2 separate regions of the Mus musculus genome follow, and region 1 is linked to region 2. Evidence: chromatin contacts called from ENCODE Hi-C or POLR2A ChIA-PET data. All regions are on one chromosome and are shown on one strand. The core of a region is the stretch at or near the end of the contact, and the rest is flanking DNA. Distances in the headings are between cores, read along the strand shown.

Region 1 (4,837 bases), core at 480-2,979, 37 kb after region 2:
ACAAGCATGTCCTCCTCCCCCCCCCCCCCCGTGTCCAGGAAACAACAGCCCAAGCCAAATAACCACACCCTGGTGAGGGGGGCGAGGGGGCGAGGGGGCGAGGGGGCATAACTCTATCTGTTGTGACCCCTACTACCACCTGCACCATGGAACTCTTCTGGAGAGTTCACTTTTCAACCACATGGCAGCAAGGTGATGGAGCTTGCCCTCCCAGCACCTGGGAAACCTCTATCCCACCACAAACACATGGACTCTGTGTGTGTGTGTGTGTGTGTGTGTGTGTGTGTGTGTGTGTGTGCGCGCGCGCGCGCACCCATATGTGTGCACGGATGTATATGTGCACCTAAGACACATCCTTACTCACATTTGAAACACTCCTAACAACACACTCAGTTGGCACATGTGCATTGCACACATTTGTGAGCTCACTAACACAACACAGCCTAGATAGAGGAACTGAGAGCCTGGAGGAGCTGAGGGCTGGAGCCTTGCTCCCTTTCCTTGCCTATCTAAACAGCTTTCTGAGGCAGTCTCCTTTGTCTCCTTGCAGTCTCAGGAGTCACAGTGGCCCAGCCTTGGGCTCTCAGATGGAGTCAAGGAAGCCAAAGAGAAAACAAGACTGGCTGTATACACTCCCGCTCTAGAGAATAAAACTCCAGAGAAGCAGAGATGCTGACACACCCCGAATGTCTTTAGGATTCCGCACACTGTCATTTGAAAAGAGCCAGGCAGGCTGTACACTATGAGATTGTAACCACAGGCCATCTGGAAAAGGCAGATCAGGCAGACAGTAAACTGTCAGTGGTTGTCTGGGATGCAGGGCAGGGGTGGGTGGTGAGGAGACATGAGTGGAGAGAGGAAGAAAGCTGAGCCAGGAGGAGCGGGGACTCTGCAGACACTGTCACCTGGGACACTCACAGCTCTACATTTCTCTAAATGCCTAGAATATCCAACTCATCCATGTGCCTGTGTCCCCTTCCAATACAAGACAGCATCATAGGGAGTCCCCATGGGGAGGGAGCTGGAGGGGTCATGTGAGTCTTTTTTGTACTTTTGTCAATTTTTCTGTAAAACTAAAACTGCTCTAAGAAAATATAGTCTTTCATTTTCCAATGAAACAAAAAGAAAATAGGAAGAGTGGGGGGGGAGGGGGGGGAGAAGGAGAGGGAGAAGGAGAGTGAGGAGGAGAGAGAAGAGGAGAGGAAGGAAGAGAAGAAAGAGGAGGAGGAGAAGGAGGAGGAGGAAGGAAGAGGAGATGGAGGAGGGAGGAGGAGAGGGAGGAAGAGAGGGAGGAGGGGGAAGAGAGAGGAGGAGAGGGAAGAGGAGAGGAAGGAAGAGAAGAAAGAGGAGGAGGAGAAGGAGGAGGAGAAAGGAAGAGGAGATGGAGGAGGGAGGAGGAGAGGGAGGAGGAGGGGGGGTTAGAAGAGGAGACTCAACATCAGGCCAAGGACAAGGACTTTTTCCCCTTTAAACAGCTCTGTGGGGTGTGGGCAGCTTTCGGAGTCCTGTCCTGTGTGCCCTGCAGATGTGGGACGCTTTCTCTCATCAGAGTCTGGATTAACAACAGCGCTCTGGGCTCTCAGGACGACCCTGAAACCTGACCATCTCTTGGCCTTATCCGGAGGCACCCCTGGGGCCTCCTCGCCTCCCTGACTCCAGGCTGTGCCTGGGGCAGCCTGCCAGCTGGGGCCTGTCTCCAGCTGCCTTGACAGATCACCACTTAGCCTGGAGGTGCCAGAACATGATTCACTAGCGCGCTGATGACTAAGGCTCCCCGGCCAGCCCTCCCATCATGCTGTGGCGCTGGCATTCTTAGTGGATGCCACCACAGGGGACTGCCAGCTGGCTAAGGCCAGGAGATCTATGGTTGAGGTGAGGCATCCACTACATCTGCCCACCAGAGCTCCTGCCCTAGGTGGCAAAGGCTGTGACCTGTCCATGGTGGTGACACTATGTCCTGCAGACATGTCGGGAGTCAGAGGTGCCTACAGCGTGAGTGAACAGTGATGAGCTGCTCCCCTTGATAACTGGGGTAACGGCCTCCATTGCACGCTCAAGCCTCGTCTTTCTTAGTAACTCATTTTTCTAGACAGACAGACAGACAGAAACACAAACACAACATGCACACATCCCTAAATCCATTTCTCTCATAATTCATTTCACTGGCTTCTCTCAGACAGCATTGAAAAGAATGGACTTTATAGGAAACAAGCAGTCAGGTCCCCCATGAGCCAAGTCAGTGGGGAGCTGGTGCTTTTCTAAGTATCGAGAGGAAGAAACTCAGGGGCATCTCAGGACATCGGCCACACTTCCTCCTGGACCACTGGAGGGAAGGATGCCACAGGCATGCTCCTCCCCAGCAAGGTTTATGGTCCTCTTGGACTCAGTGAAATGAACCTGCTTGTTGTCCCTTGTAGACAGGCCTGGCCTGTTGCTGGTGAAGGGCCAGCTGAGAACCCACCGAGGCCCTGCCCTCAGGTTATGCTTTGATGTCCTCCCAACCAGCCATTTGAAAATTTCTTAGTGACAGGGGACACAGGAGTGGCATGTAACCCTAGAAGCCACCCTACCCCCACCCTGGTAAAAACTAGCCTCTGTGACTTCTTCTGTTGCTCTCCAGCAGCAGGGACACCTCTTGCAGTAGGCAGAACGGAATCCTATGTCGGCCATTAAAATACAAAGAAACAAAACCTAAGTTTCAGTTAAGACTAGGCACTTGATATGCCAGGGTTGATCAATATCCAAGGGAGGCCTACCCTTTTCCAGAGAGGGAGGAGGAGTGCATTGTTGGGAGCAGGAGAGAGACTGGGGGGGGGGGACTGGGCGGAGGGGGGAAACTAGAGACAGAATGTAAAAAAACAAAAAAGAAAGAAAGAAAGGAAGGAAGGAAGGAAGGAAGGAAGGAAGAAAGAAAGAAAGAAAGAAAGAAAGAAAGAAAGAAAGAAAGAAAGAAAGAAAGAAAGAAAAGGAAGGAAGAGAGAAGGAAGAAAGGAAGGAAGGAAGGAAGGAAGGAAGGAAGGAAGGAAGGAACATATATATGAGAGATAGCAAACACCTATAACTCTAGCTCCAAGGGATGCCCTCTTTTGGCAGACACACACACACACACAACTTTAAAACAAGTAAACAGTCAGCCAAGTGTGGTAGTGCAGACCTTCAATCCAAGCCCTTGGAAGGCAGAGATAGGGGGATCTTTGTGAGTTTAAGGCCAACGTGGTCTACAGAGTGAGCTCCATGATAGCCAGAGCTACACGGAGAGACCCTGTCTCAGAAAAACTAAACCAACCAACCAAACAAAGCAAATAAGCAATCAGTAAAACATGGAACCAGGTGATTGTCCCCAAGGGCAACTACACTGGCCTGCAGGAGGACAATGACAACATCTACAGCAGTGATCCTGGACCCTCACAAGGAGCCACCCATTTAAATCAACCAAAGATGATTTGCTCCTAATGGAAAACCACACCATCTGTGAGGGAATCATCCCTACCATCATCTCTATCACCATGACATGATCACTATCACCCACCATAGCTAGCACTACAATCACCATCAGCATCATTATTCCCATTCCCACCACCACCATCATCATCCCCATCACTACCATCATCACCATCGTCACCACCATTACATCACCATCATTACATCACCATCATTATATCATCATCATTACATCATCATCATCACCATCACTGTTCTCATCATTAGTATCATGGCCATACTGGAATAAAATTAAGCTTCTGGATTAATCCAACTTGGGGACAGAGGAACACATTGGACAACAGGACAGGAGTGCAGTCAGTGTCCTGAGTGTGGGAGACTCTGAAGGACAATGGCCAGGTTTCTTCCATGGGGGCAGGGTTAAGAGTTCTGAGGTGAGTAAGGCTCTCAGAGTCAAGTCCGTGGACTTTGTAGGCCAGCAATGCAACTTAAAAAGGGCAGCAGACAATTTGGAAACTTCAACAGTCACTGTCGGATCATATCGAAGAATTCGTTAATATATTAGGTGAGATAAGGGCACTGCGATTGGGTATCCTAAACCAGCCTTTATTCCATAGAGCATTTTCCTGATGAGATGGGGTCAAAGGTTGCTCTTAAAGAGCTCAGGGAGAATTTGGGGATAGGGACAGGCAGTATGGACCCACTGAGACGGACTGTGATGTTGCTCTCTGTTCCCTGGGTCTAAAAACCATATCATGAAAGGTTTCAGAGGTGTGGCCAGAATGTATGCTATGAGGAATGCAGATCAACCCTGCTGCAGTGTGAGTGGAGCTGAGGGTCAGCCGAGAGGCCGGACACATATGCCTGAGGGATGTGTTGGCGTGGGAGGGAAACCGTTTTACAGTGTTTCCATTCTAACCTCGGCCTTTTTAGAATGTGAACGGTGCCTTCATTTCCTTTGCCTCACAGCCCGTGTGATATTTTGGTGCGTTTGTTCATGTGTGGTTCATTAAAAATAAGTGCATGCACACATATTAGGATCATGGTCTCCACACCACGTAGCTGGAGGATGGGACGAAGGCTAAGACACTGGCTCGGTCTGTGAAGTACTTGCCTGATGAGCTGGAAGAACCGAATTAAATCTCTTGAGAGCCCATAGACAAATTACTGGGTAAGTCAGGGTAGTGGCACATGTCCTTAGCTCTCGGGGGGCAGAGGCAGGGGAATCTCTATAAGTTTGAGAATAGCCTGGTCTACAGAGTGAGTTCCAGACACCCAGGGCTACACAGAGAAATCCTGTCTTGAAAAGCCAAAACAAACAAAGAGCTGGGCACTGGAAAGGTAGAGACAGAAGGGCACTGGACTCTGAATCGCTAGCTTAGCCTACTTGGTGAGT
Region 2 (4,447 bases), core at 1,731-4,230:
ACAGAGAGCACCAGGGCCAGCTAGAGCAGCTAGCTACATTGCAAGACCCTATCTCAACAGCCGCAACCAGACAAACACTCCCCACCCCCACCCAAAGGAGAGAACGGGATGCCTCAGCAGGACTCTGGGGTCAGAGGTCAGGTGAATGAATGCTAGACACCAGTATCAAGACCAGAGTACCAGTTGGCTTCAGCAGCCCACTCAATCGTGAAAGCTGAGTCACTGAAGACAGGAGCTAAAATATCCACTCTGACATCCATCGCCCGGGTAACATTTCCTCAGTGGTAAGAGCCTACCTAACCCGGTGGGCAAGTGGAAGGCAGGAAGAGGGTGCTAAGACAGCATAGACTGGCGTCCACAAACAGACAGGAGCATAGGAGTCTACCCTTCCCAGCCCCCTCTCTCAAGCACTGGCCCCGGAGGAAACCTGTCTTCGAGTACAACTTAGAGATGAAGATTGAAATAATGGACAACCCCTGAGTGCACAGCCCTAGGCTCTGTGCTTAAGAGATTCCGAGGGAGCCGTCACCACAGGCCAAACACAAACTCCGGAGACTTGTCTGCCTTTGTTCTGAGAAGGACTGGCCAGGGTAATTTTAAATTACAGTTCTTTCCCCTCCTGAACCATAAACACAGCTTTTCCAACTGTCCCTTGGAGTCACCTCAGGCTCATGAGGATCCTGAGAGTCACTGACAGGACTTACACACCAACACAAGCAGATACAACAATAACAACACCACGAGGGCTGGCTCCTCTATACATTGAGCTATTTCACGGCAGCAGAAGTGGCCAGTTATCACAAGGCAGATTGAGGAAGACCGTCAGGAAACAAAAGACAGAAACGGGTGCGGCATGTCCTCAGCCCAGCTTAAATGGCAAGTTCATAGGGCTGAAGTATCTCCCTTGCTTCCCCCAGCACTCCGGGCTACACTCGGGAGACGAGGGCTACTGCACCCCAAGACACTTTAAGGAGACCTGGGAAAGAACAGCTGCTTTTTAAACGTTTAGCAATCCTCTGCAAAGGCGGAAGTTTCCAGTTTCGCTCAAGTTTGTCCTTCACTCAAGCCTGACCGTACATACATATGGCTATCCTCACAGTGACAGGACTTCAACAACGGACTTCAACATGTGCAAAACTGGAACACATTACAATACTAGATAAAATTGGAACGAGGCAAAAATCAAGTAGAACCCAGAGCAAGAGACTAACAGTCAATAAAGCTGCAGAGCCCAGTGAAGGTCAACCTAGTTACTTTGTACTCTGTGTTCAGTTCCCACACAGCCTTAGAAACGCTGACTACCTTCAGGGACCCAAGAAGGCTCAGGGTGTGACATGTGGAAGGATGGATGTGCTCACGGTGCGGCGAGGGTCCTTCGGCTCACCTGATAAAGCTTGATGATATTTGGGTGGTTCAAAAGTTTCATGAGCTGGACCTCCCGGTAGATCTTCTCCAGATTGCTAGAATCTAACCGTGTCTTGTCAATTATTTTTATTGCAACCTACAGATTTTAAAAAGAAAAAAAGGGGGGGAAAAACTTCAAGTAACCTCATTACTTCATTTGTACTTTTTTTTTGGACAAATGAATTTCTCAAACATTTGATGTCTTCAAGAGGTCACAAGAAGTTGGGGGAAAAAATTAAAAGAAGCCACTAACATTTTTTAAAGGGATAGAAGTTAAATTAAAGCCTCTGTATTTTTCAGCTAGCTTTATTACAAGGAGCTGCTCACTTCTGTTGTGTTCCCCCCTCTCTATTTCTCTCTCTCTCTCCCTCTCTCTCTCTCTCTCTCTCTCTCTCTCTCTCTCTCTCTCTCTCTCTCTCTCTCTCTCTCTCGGAAGGGGGCGGTTGCTGGTCATTATTATCTTTGCTCTTCCCTAGTAATTGTACAAATTATGTAGAAGCATAATACAAAGCTTTTTTCCCCCTTTACCAGACTAAACAATGTCATCGTTTACAATTGTGACAATCAACTCCACAGGACTGAATCAGCACAGGGGGCCACCCCCTGGCTGGATCCACCCCCTGGTTTAGTCCCCCCCCCACACACACACACAACACGCGCGCGCACCTGCGTTTTGGTGACTCGGTGCCGCGCCAGCTTAACCACTGCAAAATTGCCTTTGCCCAGGGTCCGTTCCACGTCGTAAAAGCCCACCCGGAGGGGCTTCTGCTGGCCCTGGCCAGTGCCTGAGGGGACCGCACTGAACTCCGACATGATCACCATGGCTTCGGGCCGCACCTGCGGGTCAGCGAGGAGTGCGCTCAGCACCGACCGACTCCGGCTCGGTCCCGATCCCATTCCCCGCCAAACCCGGCCACTGAAACTGTGTCCGCCAGGCCACCACGCGTGCGTCCTCAACCCTCTGTTCCTCCAGCCCCAGGCTCCTAGTGTGGCCCCGACCCAGGTTCGCAGCTCACACCCCCACTCGCTCATTCCTTGATACAGTATCTCCTCGGCTAAAGTCCCCACGCACACACTCCTCTATCCCGAACCCCCAGCCTGCGCCCCCACGCGCGCGCCCCCTCGATCCCAGGTTCCCTCAGTGCGAGCCCCCACGCACGCGCCCCCCGACCTCCGGTCCCGGCCGGGCGCGCGCGCCAGCAGTCCACCCGCAGTCGACCCCAAGCCAGCTCCTGGACACCCTACGGTCCCGGGTTTTCACCGCGCTCCCGTCCACCAGTGCCAACGCTCGGCTCCTCAGGACAGGCTCCACAACCGGGCGCTCGCAGACCCGCCTCCGGGCGCCGACCCGCAACAATAGGGAGCCCGCCGGGCTGGAGTCCTGCCCGCGACCCCAGGCGCGCACCTGCGGGTTTCGGAGACCCGAACCCGCGCCATTGCTCACCTCCGCCGCCCTCCGTGAGCCCGACCCGGGATGCCACCCGCTCGGCTGCTAGCTCTGCTCCGGTGCCCGCCGTTCGCGCCGCCGCCGCCAACGCTGCCGCCACCGCCCGGGCCTCGCCGCATGTCAGCGCCCCGCCGCCGCCGGCCGCACGCGGCAACGCCCCGCCCCGCCCCGGCCCCGCCCCGCACAAGCCCCGCCTCGCCCCGCCCCCCGCGGCAGGCACAGCCCATTGACGTCGTTTTGACGCCAGAGCGACGCGCGGCCCGGTGCCTGCCGAGGGGGAGCGGAGATCGGGCGGTTGCCAAGAGACTGGAGGCTCTGACGCGCGCGCTGGTGAGGCCGTCGCCATGGCGACCGCGGGCGGTGACGTCAGGGGCCCGGCTCAGCAACCGCCCGAGACTGCTGGCGCCCCCTGCCGGGCATGGGCGACACTGCTGTAGCCCACCCCCCCACCCCACCCCCGCCCCCGACTAGGAGACCGAGCCTGCTTTAGGACCACTTCCAGGGGCTTCATGGTGGGTACGGTGCCCTTTGGGTGCTCAGTGCTCGCTTCGGACTCAGCAGGGTGGAATAGAGCTGCGGGATTTTCGGCGTGGGACTCTGGGGCTGATGGCCCTAGACTGATCAGTCTGCTATGCTGGGCACTCGATGTGCCGCCAGCAGTGGCTGCCCCTTGACCCTCACTTCATCCCTGAGAGGGCCGGCCAGCTGCAAGAATGCCTGGCTCTAGGAAAGTGTTGGTTAGTTGAACGCCACTTACTTTTGTTATAGAAAGAGAGAGGGGGGGGGGGAGGAGAGAGGAGAGAGAGAAAACCTCTAAATATTCAGCAAGTTGGAAAGTTAAAGCAGGAAAACGCGACTCATTTTCCCAAAGCCTCCTGCTTCAAGGGCCGCCTGGTCCAGCAGTGGTGTCCTGGGACAGCTGAATAGGACGCGTGCTTTAGACACGGGCTGCAAAAGGACCCAGCCACTACTCAGGGCTGATAGGTGGGGCCCTTGGAGGACTGGGCACTTTGCCCATTTTCTTGCTGTCTGCCAATTGGCCCACCCTGTCTGTCCCCAAGCTGCTTCCAGACAACAGATAGGACACAGGGCGGCTGGGACCTTGGAACTGACCCTGAGAGTGCCTGCCGGAAGCAGGGCCCATTAAAGGGGAGACGGAGTGTGGAGAGAGTGGAAATGGCATGTGTGTGACTCCTTCTGTTTGTGTTCCCTCACACCTCATCAGAAAGTAAGATGTGTTCTTAAGGGCAGACGAGAAAGGGGACAGACGATTCTCCAAAGGCTAGGAAGGTGGCGGTTTGGAGCTAAACTTCTGTGTCTCTCTTCCTCGTGGCTTCCTGTGTGAGAGAAAAACTAGCACCGGGTGGATTGATTAATCACAATTGATTCAGAATTCATCAGAATTCATTCCTCAACGGAGGAAGACTTCCTGGGTAGAGGCGGGTGGTAGGCTGGCCTGAGATAGGGCTCGCAGGGGCCAGCCATGTACTACTGCTACTGTACATTACTCCCACAAGGATCGTACCAGTTGCAGCCCTGCCTTTCCCGGTCCGTGTGTTTTGAAGGACATTCAAGGACAGTAGCCATCTCAGGGCC

The links. A loop is a pair of places that touch in the nucleus more often than their neighbours do. ChIA-PET counts read pairs that join two places held with the same protein, here RNA polymerase II (POLR2A).
Region 1: a map of gastrocnemius shows a loop between it and region 2 (2.3-fold over the local background). The contact joins the enhancer-like site here to the promoter of Sik1 in region 2. A Hi-C loop is called at or near these places in 8 of 37 maps with a recorded cell type or tissue (gastrocnemius, heart and left cerebral cortex). POLR2A ChIA-PET finds 5 or more read pairs at or near these places in 2 of 5 experiments (Patski and embryonic stem cell).

What each region holds. Positions count from the first base shown.
Region 1 is chr17:31,891,272-31,896,108 of GRCm38, forward strand. No RefSeq gene overlaps it. Among named protein-coding and RNA genes, the nearest start is that of Gm41566, 4.2 kb to the right of the region's middle. Within about 2 kb of position 1,730, at least 2 of the 3 ENCODE cell types and tissues checked have a DNase peak (open chromatin) inside an H3K27ac peak, as active enhancers do; they include gastrocnemius and heart, where a contact is called at or near this core.
Region 2 is chr17:31,852,824-31,857,270 of GRCm38, forward strand. It overlaps Sik1 (salt inducible kinase 1), which reads right to left and starts at 2,981. Exons shown (of 14, transcript NM_010831.3): 1 at 2,849-2,981; 2 at 2,071-2,241; 3 at 1,385-1,501. The coding sequence starts at 2,226.